Regions from separate parts of the Homo sapiens genome. Here region 2 is linked to region 1. A link is an interaction called in ENCODE POLR2A ChIA-PET data of the cell type or tissue named here. Cell type or tissue: OCI-LY7. All regions are shown on one strand. Links, peaks and the distances in the headings refer to the core of each region. The heading gives the core; the rest is flanking DNA.

What was found. ChIA-PET counts read pairs that join two places held together with the same protein. Peaks named below come from ENCODE experiments on the same cell type or tissue, not always from the same donor. Only the 100,000 strongest peaks of a DNase experiment are listed, where the experiment ranks them.
Region 2: POLR2A ChIA-PET joins it to region 1 with 19 read pairs; 35 of 35 experiments call an interaction of 5 or more read pairs at or near these places.

What each region holds. Positions count from the first base shown.
Region 1 is chr2:69,899,345-69,905,566 of GRCh38, reverse strand. SNRNP27 (small nuclear ribonucleoprotein U4/U6.U5 subunit 27) reads right to left here. Exons shown (of 6, transcript NM_006857.3): 5 at 2,322-2,386; 6 at 331-1,313. The coding sequence ends at 1,259. Among named protein-coding and RNA genes, the nearest start is that of SNRNP27, 8.5 kb to the right of the region's middle. In OCI-LY7, for the core only: no CTCF peak of the experiment used is centred there; a DNase peak (open chromatin) is centred at 2,956; H3K4me3 peaks cover 2,637 bases; H3K27ac peaks cover 2,970 bases.
Region 2 is chr2:70,076,335-70,082,556 of GRCh38, reverse strand. It overlaps PCBP1-AS1 (PCBP1 antisense RNA 1), which reads left to right. Exons shown (of 11, transcript NR_033872.1): 4 at 1,067-1,187. It also overlaps a transcript of ASPRV1 not described here. Among named protein-coding and RNA genes, the nearest start is that of PCBP1-AS1, 7.6 kb to the left of the region's middle. In OCI-LY7, for the core only: no CTCF peak of the experiment used is centred there; no DNase peak of the experiment used is centred there; H3K27ac peaks cover 948 bases.

The sequences.
Region 1 (6,222 bases), core at 717-5,716:
CCAAGATTTAAAATTAGCATGTTACAAAAGAAATATGGCTAATACATTTAAAAAATATTCATCCTCCCTAGAAATGAAACAAAAATACAAAACCAAATAGTACCATTATTTTACCCATCAGGTAGGAAACTTTAAAACAAATTTTACACTTAATATTTGTACATGTATCTGAAACAAGAATGCTCATACTTTACTGGATAGAGTTGGCTGTTACCTTTTAGCCAGAGATACCAAATGTCTTAAAACATGTATACATGGCCCTTTTAATCTCACTCAGCAATGCCACGTCTAAGTACGGACCCTGAGGAAATAATGAAACATACAAAAATATGTATGTAATGGAGACAGATAGTAGTCACAGTTTTAATTATAATGGCAAGTCATGGGAGGCAAGCCAATGTTTACCAATAAAACATTAGTTAATAAATTATGATACAACCAAGTAGTTACTAAAAGCTAAGTTTCCAAAGAATATTTAAAAGTACTTTTTAAATGTTCACAGTACATAGGAGAAAAAAGGGTTAAAGAAAGAACTGCATACATATTCTGATCTCATAGGTGGGATCAACCCAAAGAAGCCTGGAAAAACATATACCAAAATGTTGAAATTGATTATTTCTGGGAGTAGATAACAGGTGATTTTCTGCTTTTCTTTTACTTTTGTTTTCTCTGAGATCTTTTTTTTGCATGTAATGCTTTTATACTTGCGGAGAGAACCATAAATGGTATTTTTTTGGGGGGGGGCGGGCGACCACAGAAGATAGAAAAATCTAGTTATGCTTTTTCATTCTTCCCATTTTTAGACTACTAACAATCAAGATACTTAAATCTATGTGTGAAAAAAAAAAGAAAATGTCTGGGGAGATTCTTTAGTAATAAAAATATTTATCAAATCTAAAAGGGTAGAAATACTGCTTTATTGGATAAACTTACTTCCAAATTACTTTCATGTTTTTTAAGAAGTCCTAATGAGCATTCAGGAAGAAAACATATACTGCTTCCACAGGAATAAGGACAAATAAAATGGGGTTGACGCCTGCCACAAATGATATTTCCTAAAAGAAAAAAATGTAATATTTAACCTTTCTTCTGTTGAGGCAAGGTAAGTTAACTGCATATATCATAAATAAGATTTTCTTACTTTACAAGAAAGGAGAACTGAGATCCTGTTTTTTGAATGCAAGTTAAATACAAAATACAAAATCCACTCTCTGACCAAGATGAGGGGAAAAAAAATCATCCTTCAACACTTCAATTCTCATGCAATGAAATCCAAAGGTCTGTTGAATCCACCTTTTCGATTCATGTACTGCCTATGATGAGAAGAGAAAATTCATTGTTTTTTTTTAATCCTATACTCCTCTTATAAAAAAAAAAACATGCATCAGAGATGAAAACTATAAACCATCTTTATAATAGCAAAGTCTAGGGTAGAAACTATTCAAGGTAATTTAATGTATATTTAGAGATTATTTTACTTTCAAAATAAACCAAAGACTTTCAGATTTCTTTTAACTCCAGATAGCAGTATTGAAGTTTAATTTTGAAATTATTTGAGAAGATTTACAGACTTAAAAAAAAAATCAATTGAAAATCCTTATTTATTTTAGGTAACACGAAACATATAATTTAGAAATAGAAAAGAGTTCCAAAACAGGCACCCATTGAGCAAATTCAATTGCACACTGTAATGATTCTCCCCCTAAGACCTTATTTGAAGGTAATTTTACAAAAGACTGTCCAAGATGATTCTAGTACCTTAGCTTATAGCATTTTCAATCACATGATTCATAATCTAAATTAACTGGACTATTAATCTTTTATCAGCGACAAAGTTAGAGAGAAAGGCAATGTTTGAAAATATCTTGACTTTTTCATTCATTAAGAATTCAGTGAGATTTCATGTATGGATTGGTTCGCTCCAAAACTGTGGTACAAATAAAATATGCCTATACTTAACAGAAGAATATATTTACAGTTGAAATCCTTACATAATCAATCTAGTTTAGGAGGGATCTATCTTATACCTAAATTATAATGAAATCAAAGCCCATAGACTTGAAATTATGCTTTTCTGAGGAAATTACTATCTATAGTCCTAAAATATTTAAGCCAACTACCCTCTCTCTAATAGCTATTAGCTTACATGTAAATGGGAAAACAATTTTAACACACCAGAATATAAGCAATGAATATTTCATTCAAACAAGGAACAGTATGGAAAACTGCTACATTTCCTACAAACATGATTATCTCATAATAAAGTTTGAAGTAAAAAACTGATTTATTAGTTCAAACATAATAATGGGGGCTATGCATACCTGTACTTCCTCTTCTGAGAGACATTTATGGCATAGGCATTTACAGAGCCATCCACCTTCTTACCCTGAAGAAAAACAATAAACAAACAGACAAAAAACAGGAAGGATACATTAAATCAGGATACATGAAAGCAGGTGTGGTGGCAGTGGCATGTACCTGTACTCCCAGCTACTTGGCGGAAGGCTAAGGTGGGAGGATTGCTTGAGCCCAGGAGTTTGGGACTGCAAGTAGCCATAATCACACCAATGCACTCCAGCCTGGGCAACTGAGCATGATCCAGTCTCAAAAAAAAAAAAAAAAAAAAAAGAAGAAGAAGAAAGGAGGAGAAAGGAAGAAGGAGGAAGGAAGAGGGAAGTAGGGGAGAAGCGGGGGCCGAGGGGGAGGAGGAGAAGGAGAAGCAGCAGAAGAAGCGGCAGCGGCAGCAGCGGAAGGGGAAGAAGCAGAAGAAAAGCAGAAGAAGAAAAGAAGCAGAAGCAGCAGTAGCAGAATAAACAGAAGCAGCAGCAGCAGAAGAAACTGAAACAGCAGCAGCAGAAGCAGAAGAAGAAGCAAGAGCAGCAGAAGGAGCAGCAGAAGGAGCAGCAGAAGAAGCAGAAGCAAAAGAAGCAAGAGCAGCAGCAGCACAAGCAGCAGAAGAAGCAGAAACACAAGCAGCAGAAGCAGAAGAAGCAAAAGCAGCAGAAGGAGCAGCAGAAGCAGCAGAAGCAGAAGCAGAAGCTAGAGCAGCAGCAGCACAAGCAGCAGCAGCAGCAGAGGAAACAGAAACAGCAGCAGCAGAAGCCGAAGAAGAAGCAAGAGCAGCAGAAGGAGCAGCAGAAGAAGCAGACGCAGAAGCAGAACCAGAAGAAGCAGGAGCAGCAGCAGGAGAAGCAGCACAAACAGAAGCAGCAGCAAGAGCAGCAGCAGCAGCAGCGGAAGTAGAGGAAGGAGGAGGAGGAGGAAGAAGGAGGAGGAAGGAGGAAGGAGGAGGAGGAAGGAGAAGAAAGAAGGAAGGAGGAAGGAGAAGAAAGAAGGGAGGAGGAAGGAGGGAGGAGGAAGGAGGAAGGAGGAAGGAGGAGAGTCCAATGAGGCAGAGATAATTTCCAGATCCTATGAGCTCCCAAGTGGTATAACTCTCTGCTCACATTTTTACAATCGTGTATAAGCAATTAATATTCAAACCAACAAACATTCACAGTGTATGTACTATGTGCAAAGCATGCTGAGAAAGTAGGGTAGCAGAATCTAATCTTTTCTGGTCAAAGAATACCTTGAAACCAGATAAAAGGTATAATCTCCAGAAAAACTCACATTCACACAAAATTTAACTTACAACCTTAGCTAATAATATTCTCATATCATGGCTGGAATGGTTGCCATTCATCTAAATCCCATTTCTTGTACAACCCTTGCAATTTTTTGTTCATTTTAAAAATTATTATTTTTTAGACACAGGGCCTCACTGTCGCCAGGTTGGAGTGCAGTGGCGTGATCATAGCTCACTGCAGCCTCAAACTCCTGGGCTCAAGTGATCTTCCTGCCTCAGCCTCCCGAGTAGCTGGGACTACAGGCACATGCCACCAAGCTGGGCTAATTTTTAATTTTTTTTTTCTGTAGAGATGGGATCTCACTATGTTGCCCAGGCTGGTCTTGAACTCCTGGTCTCAAGCAATTCTGCTGTGTTGGTCTTCCAAAGTGCTGGAATCCCAGGCATGAGCCGTTGTGCCCAGCCCAATTTTGATCTTTAAATCAAGAATCAGAACAGAATAACAGACACAAATGCTAGGTTGTTATGTGTTACTCCATCTTGACCTTTCTGAATGTAGCACCCATCCTCTTTTTCACAAATTCTTGTTCAGGTCTTCTGATCAGCCAAGTCAACTCAACATACCCACTTTCCCCCATGTTGTTCCTCATGCCTGAATTGCCTTCCCTGCCTCCAACTTGAACTATCTGGTTATTACCCATTGTTCAAGGCCCAATTCAAACATTCCAGGTGCCAGGAAGTGCCCTCTTCTCTAACTGCTGAAAAATGTTAACTGTGCCTTCCTCACAGTACCCTCTATTTCTTTCTTTCTTTCTTTTTTTTTTTTGAAATGGAGACTTGCTCTGCCACTAGGCTAGAGTGCAGTGGCGCAATCTCGGCTCACTGCAACCTCCGCCTGTCGGGTTTAAGTGATTCTCCTGCCTCAGCCTATCGAATAGCTGGGACTACAGGCATGCACCACTACGCCCAGCTAATTTTTGTATTTTTAGTAGACATGGGGTTTCATCATGTTGGCCAGGATGGTCTTGACCTCTTGACCTCGTGATCCCCCGCCTCGGCCTCCCAAAGTGCTGGGATTACAGGCATGAGCCACTGCACCCAGCCCAGTACCCTCTATTTTCTACCCTATAAAACCATGATGTACATCATAAAGTTATTTTCCCTATGAGACTGCAAGCTTCTTGATGGAGGGATATGTCTGAGAGTCACCTTTGCATTCTCACATCCTAGGTCACTGCACTCCCAGATATTCAGAAAATGACTTAGATGAGTATCATCAGCTAACGTCGTGACACATACAAGTGACCCCCACCTCCTCCCTCTCCCATTACTACTTATGCAAGATTAGCCTATCTGTGTAGTGTACTTAATTAGATATTGGTGTCAGGGCAAAGACCGATTCTGACCCACTGGCCAAAAGGCATACACAGACGAACAGTATATTTGAAGTGGGGCTAAAATAAATGTATTTGGTCTTACTTTTCTATTCCTATTTTCATGTATTTTTTTGGAGGTGGAAGGTAAGTCCTGAACAAATTACTTGTGAGGTATATGATTTTGAACTCCCTATAATAGGAAGTAAGCATGACTTAGAAAGACTGGTCTTGGGCACAAAAAAGTAAATGATGATAACCTTTTTACAAAGTTCGATTCCTAAAGGTTTACTGATTTCTGGAAACTATTTGCAGAATTGCATATTATTAGCCCTATCCTCATTTATTTACATGCTGGCATAGAAAATTATCCATTAATAAACAAAACCAAACTTTGAAACCATCTAGAAAAATGTTATTGAAGTAATTGCAGTTTTAGCCATTATTTTCAATGGCAAAAACTGTAATTACTTTTCCACCAATCTAATAAGATGAAAGGGAAAAGCCAAGCACATTGCTGTGAGGCTACAGTCCCAGCTACTTGGGAGGCTGGGGCAAGAGGATTTCTTGAGCCAAGGAGTTTGAGTACAGCCTGGACAACATAGGAAGACTCTGTCTCTTCAAAAATAAAAAAAAAAAAATGGACTGAGGCAGGAGGATTTCTTGAGGCCATGAGTTCAAGACCAATCTAGGCAGCACAGCAAGACCCTATCTCTGCAAAAAATAAAAACATTATCCTGGCGTGGCGGCATGTGCCTACTCTCAGCTACTCCAGAGGCTAAGGCAGGGAAATTGCTTCAGCCCAGGAGGTCAGGCTGCAGTGAGCCATGATCATACCACTGTACTCCAGTATGGGTGGCAAAACAAGACCCTGTCTCTAAAAAACTAAAAAATGAGGCCGGGCGCAATGTCTCACGCCTGTAATCCTAGCACTTTGGGAGGCCAAGGCAGGTGGATCCCTTCAGGCCAAGAGTTCGAGACCAGCCTGGCCAATATGGCGAAACCCCATCTCTACTAAAAATACGAAAATTAGCCAGGCGTGGTGGCAGGCGCCTGTAATCCCAGCAACTTGGGAGGCCAAGGCAGGAGAATCGGTTGAACCCAGGAGGCGGAGGTAGCAGTGAGCCGAGATTGCGCCGCTGCACTCCAGCCTGGACAACAGAGCGAGACTCTGTCTCGAAAAAATAAAATTAAAATAAAAAATAATACAAATAAAAAAATGAAAATACAATCAAATAGAAAGGAAAATGGGTGACTATACTGGCATATGAAGAGGTCCCA
Region 2 (6,222 bases), core at 596-5,595, 180 kb before region 1:
GTATTTTTAGTAGAGACGGAGTTTCTCCATGTTGGTCAGGCTGGCCTCGAACTCCTGACCTCAGGTGATCTGCCTGCCCCGGCCTCCCAAAGTTCTGGGATTATAGGTGTGAGCCACCGCACCCGGCCTAATTTTTTTGTTTTTATTTTTAGTAGAGATGAGGTCTTGCTGTGTTGCTCAGGTTGGTTTTGAATTCCTGAGCTCAAGTGATTCTTCTGCCTCAGCCTCCCAAAGTCCTGGGATTTCTGGTGTGAGTCACCATGCCTGGCCTATAGCTATTTAAAGTTGCCGTACTGGCCAAGTACTGTGGATGAGGTGGTGAGGCGGGTAGACCATCTGAGGTCAGGAGTTCGAGACCAGCCTGACCAACATGGCAAAACTGTGTCTCTACTAAAAATACACACACACACACAAATTAGCTGGGCGTGATGGTGCGTGCCTGTAATCCCAGCTACTCGGGAGGCTGAGGCATGTGAATGTGAACCTGGGAGGCAGAGGTTGCAGTGAGCTGAGATGGTGCCACTGTACTCCAGCCTGGGAGACAGAGTGAGACTCTGTCTCAAAAAATAAAAATAAAAAATTGCCCTACTAACGTAGCTTTTTTTTTTAAGTGGTTTCTTTTTCTCTCTTAAGATTTATCTTTCTATTTCTCTTTTATTTAAAGTAATAGTAGTCTGGGCACGGTGGTTCACACCTGTAATCCCAGCATTTTGGGAGGCTGAAGCAGGAGGATCACTTGAGTCCAGGTGTTGGAGACCTGTCTGGGCAACATGGTGAGACCCTGTCTCTACAAAAAAATAAAAACATTAACTGGGTGTGGTGGCGTGCACCTGTAGTCCCAGCTACTTGCAAGGCTGAGATGGGAGAATCACTTGAGCCCGGGAGTTGGAGGCTGTATTGAGCCATGATCGCGTCACTGCACTTCAGTCCGGACAACAGAGTGAGACCTTATCTAAAAAAAGAAAATAAAAAATAAAGAGTAAATTGAGAGAGCCTTTCCCCTGTTACTTTCTAGGTTACTACAGTTGGAAATATATCTGTTGAAAAATTTTTTTTTTTTTTTAAGATGGAGTCTTGCTGTGTCACCAGGATGGAGTGCAGTGGCGCAATCTCGGCTCACTGCAACCTCTGCTTCCCGGGTTCAAGTGATTCTCCTGCCTCAGCAACCCGAGTAGCTGGCACTACAGGCGTGTTCCACCATGCCTGGCTAATTTTTCAGTATTTTTAGTAGAGATGGGGTTTCACTGTGTTAGCCAGGATGGAAAATTTTTTTATTTGGAAAGGAGAGCTTTATTTCTCATAAATAAATGCCAGGCTGGGAAGTGAGCCTCCAGCCAGAAGCCAGAAACAGGCACTTCCAAGCAATGTATCTTACCCATATTGTAGATAGTAACAATTTGACCTCATATGCTGGTGACCCTGCACTGCTGTTAGGAGATCACTTCTTGGTTCTCTGAGAAATGTAAGAAATGTGTTGGGGTTGGTATAGCTGGGTGTGGTGGCTCACACCTGTAATCCCTGCACTTTGGGCGCAGAGGCAGGAGGATTGTTTGAGCCTACGAATTCAAGACAAGCCCGGGCAACATAGGGAGCCCCTGTGTCTACCAAAACAGTTAGCCCAGCTGCTGGGCAGGTTGAGGTAAGGAGTTTCAAACTAGCAGACTGCAAAGTGGAGGACAGGGAAGGGTATTCCAGGCAGAGGAAGCAAAGGCCTGAAGTCAAAGAAAGCACAGTCAATTGAGAAGTTGTAGTCATTTCAGAAAGATATGAATGAAGGATGTTTACATTATCCAGTTTTTGGTGACTATTGTTTTGCTACTTCACTAGTGTATATTATTGAGATTTGACTATACTTGCTAGAGCACAGAAAGTTAAAGGCTTTATTTTATAGCAATAATTCTCTTTTAAGGTGAAGACATCAGAAATTATACTTCCTGTCCAGAGATTCTAAGGAGAAAATGTAAATTAAACCTGACCTTTGAGTTAGCAAATGATTGATAACTCTCTGTCCTATAAAAAAAAGAAGGGGTGGCCGGGCACAGTGGCTCACGCCTGTAATCCCAGCACTTTGGGCGGCCGAGGCGGGCAGATCACCTGAGGTCAGGAGTTCGAGACCAGCCTGGCCAACGTGGTGAAACCCTGTCTCTACTAAAAATACAAAAATTAGCTGAGTGTGGTGGCACATGCCTACAATCCCAGCTACTTGGGTGGCTGAGGTAGGAGAATTGCTTGAACCTGGGAGGCGGAGGTTGCAGTGACCCAAGATGGTGCCATTGCACTTCAGCCCAGGCAACAAGAGTGAAACTGTCTCAAAAAAAAAAAAACAGAAGGGGCAGGGCACAGCCTACTCCTTTCTCTCTAACTTCTGAATCTTACCATGTTTTGCTTTGTTTTTGAGGAGGGGTATGTATGGAAATTTAGGGTCTTTGTTAAGCTGGTTAGGAGGTTTGAGTTAGAGGGGAGAGAAAGGAGTTCAAGAATGATTGCTACTTTATGCAGAACAAAAAAAATACATTTAAATAACTCATTTCTCTGATCCCACTTACTAAGCACAAGCAAGACTTAACGGATTTTGTTTCAGAGAGACAGTTACTTCAACCAGACAAAGCATTTGTTCAACATTATTCACTGTGTAATATTTGTTGTGTCCCGATTAAGAGCATTGATTTTTGCTTTTTGTATTTCTGAGACACGGATATAGCTGAATTAAATAGAACCCTTCTGTGTGTTCATTGGATAGTACTGGGATTTTTATGTGGATTAAAAGAGAAGAAAAGTGTTATGCGTGGAATAGGAAAGAACAGGTTTAGAAAATGTATGTAGAGTCAGTGGTCATTTCTCACCCATTTTTATTCTTGATATCTCAGTAGCATTTGATACTCTGTTGCACCCTAGCTTCACTTGTCTTCCAGGATGTCACTCCCTTGATGCTGTTCCTGCCTCACTGGTTCCTCCTTCTCAACTTTTTTTTTCTTATTCTTCATCTCCTCACTCTCCATTGGTGGAGTACTCAGAGCAGTCCTTGGATCCCTTCTCTGTCTACACTCTTTTCCTAGGTGCTCTCTTTCAGGACTTTATTTTTTAGAGACAGATTCTCACTCTGTTGTCCAGGCCGGACTGCAGTGGCATGATAATAGTTGACTGTAGCCTTGAATTCCTGGTCTCAAGAAATCCTCCCTCCCCTCCTCAGTGGCTAGTACTACAGGTACCCACCACCATGCCTGGCTAATTTATTATTTTTTTTTTTGTAGAGACAGGGTCTCACAATGTTGCTGAGGCTGGATTCGATCAAGACTTTAAATGCCGTTATTCCCTGACAATTCATGAGTTTACATTATTAGCTTGAATGTCTTTCCCTGAACTCAAGACTTATATCCAACTATTCACTGGATATCTCCACTTGGGTGTCTAATAGTTTGTTGAACTTATTAAAAAACTTCAGAACATCTCCTCTCAAATCTGCATCTCTGGAAGGTCCTCCCCATTTCAGAGTTGCTATTCATCTGTGTATTGAATATATAGAGAGTCTCCCTTAAATCTGTTTTTTCATTCTCTTCATCCAATCCACCAGCAGGTCCTGTCAACTTCACCTTAAGATATATCCAGTATTTAAACACTTCCCACCACCTGCCCTGCTGCTACTGGAATAGCTTTCTAAGTGGTCTTCCTCCTTTTGCTCTTTGCCCCCTCAATCTAATTTTAACAGTGACCAGAATAATCCTTTTAAGTATATATCAGATCAAGTCACTGCTTTGCTGAAAACTGTCACCTGGGTGCCCAGATTAAAATCCCACCTGGATTAAAAGGTAGTGTCCCTACCATGGTCTATAAGACCATGTAGGATTCACACCACTCTCTCCCAGCTGCTCTGACTTCATTTCCTACCACTTCCCCTTGTGCTGTAGCCACAATGGTCTCCTTTGCAGTTGCTCCAGCATGCCAGGCCTTGGGGCCTTTGTAGTTGCTTTTTCTGCCAGGAACATCATTTTTCCAGATGTCAGTATGGCCTTCTCCCTTATCTCCTTCAGGTTTCTGCTCAACTGTCACTTAATCAGTGAAATATACCTTAACTGCCTTGTTTAAAATAAAAGCTATCTCTCTGCCTTCTGCTTTCTCTGCTCCCCTTCCCTGTTTTTTCTGCATAGCACTTGCTATTTGACATATTGTTTATTCATTCATTGTTCATTATTTAGCAAGTATTTATTGAGTGCTGTCTGCTTGTGCCAGGCATTGTGTTCTAGGGACTCTCTACCATAGTTTATTACATGTCACCACCCACTAGAATGTAAATTTCATGATGGTTAGGACTTTGTTTTGCTCATTGCTATAGCCCCACTGCTAGAACAGTGCTTGTAACATAGGAGCTGAATGAATAAATTTATTTAATTATTATTTTTTTTGAAACAGAGTCTTGCTCTGTCGCCCAGGCTGGAGTGCAGTGGCGCGATCTCGGCTCAGTGCAGCTTCCGCCTCCCGGGTCTCCTGCCTCAGCCTCCTGAGTAGCTGGGATTACAGGCGTGTGCCACCACGCCTGGCTAATTTTTGTATTTTTAGTAGAGACGAGGTTTCATCATGTTGGTCAGGCTGGTCTCAAACTCCTGACCTCATGATCCACCCCACCTCCGCCTCCCAGAGTGCTGGGATTATAGGTGTGAGCCACCACGCCCGGCTAATTTATTTAATTTTTATTTTATTTTTTTTGAGACAGAGTTTCGCTCTTGTTGTCCAGGCTGGAGTGCAATGGCGTCGTCTCAGCTCATTGCAACCTCTGCCTCCCGTATTCAAGTGATTCTCCTGCCTCAGCCTCCTGTGTAGCTGGGACAGCAGGCGGACGCCACCATGCCCAGATAATATTTTGTGTTTATAGTAGAGGCGGGGTTTCACCATGTTGGCCAGGCTGGTCTCGAACTCCTGACATCGGGTGATCTGCCCACCTCGGCCTCCCAAAGTGCTGGGATTACAGGTGTGAGCCACTGTGCCTGGCTGACAGTTTCTGTTTAAAGTAAATACTATTTATCTCTGCTTTATTTTGAAAAAAAGTTTCATAATAAGTGTATGGTTTTTTTTCCTAATGAAGGTAATAAAGGTTTTATTTTTAAAAACAAAGACTTTAGAATATTGCTTTTTATAGAGTAACATGTTTCCAATAAATATTTCCCTTTTTCTCCACCCAAGTACTTATCCTGTATTACATGAAGGAAATGAAATAAAAAGACTGCAGCCCCACTCCCAGCTACTCAGTGAGGTGGTAGCTAGGTAAGAAAACAACCCTTTCCTTTTAGATGAAATTGGAACTTAGGAGGTAGTAATCTTTGGGAGAGGCTTAAAGGGATTGATAATGATGATAACAAAAATAATAGTAATGGCCAGCTTTGATGAACCGGGCACTGTGCTAAGAACTTTATGTTGGTTGCCATCTTCTGACAACCATATGATTCCGGTACTATGAGAAGTAGAGCCAGTGTAGTAGGAGTGAGGAGCATAGACTATGGGGTCGGACCTCCTGCTTTGACACCTAAGTTTTGCCGGTAACTGACTGTGTGGCCTTGAACAAGAAAACTGTGCCTCATTTGTACGGATAGTCCCTGACTTACAGTGGTTTGACTTACAATTTTCAACTTTACGATGATGCAAAAGCCATATATGTTAATTAGAAACTGCACTTGAAATTCTTAATTTTGATATTTTCCTGGCCTACTGACACGTTCTCATGATGCTGGGCTGCAGCAACAAGCTGCAGCTCCCACTCAGCCGTGCAGTCATGAAGGCAAACAACCAATACTGCACACTGTACTGTGTTTAATAAATTACATGAGATATTCAAGTTTATAATAGGCATTGTATTAGATGATTTTGCCAAGCTAGAGGCTAATGTTAAGTGTTCTGAGCATATTTAAGATAGTCTAGGCTGAGCTATGATGTTTGGTAGGCTAAGTGTATCAAATATGTTTTTGACTTACGGTATTCGAGATGTAACCTCATCATAAGTCAAGGAACATCTGTATTTGTACAATGAGGATAATGATAATACCTGCCTCCTAAGATGGTGGTGACGGTTAAATGCCATCAGCTATGTAAAGTGCTTAGCATAGTGCTTGGCACATAGAAAGTGCTTACCAAATGTCAGCTATTATCATAAAAATTAAAATAGTTGTTATTCTCATTTAAAAGATGGATAAACAAAGGCTTAGAGAAATAAGGTAAATAAAGTAATTTGTGTAA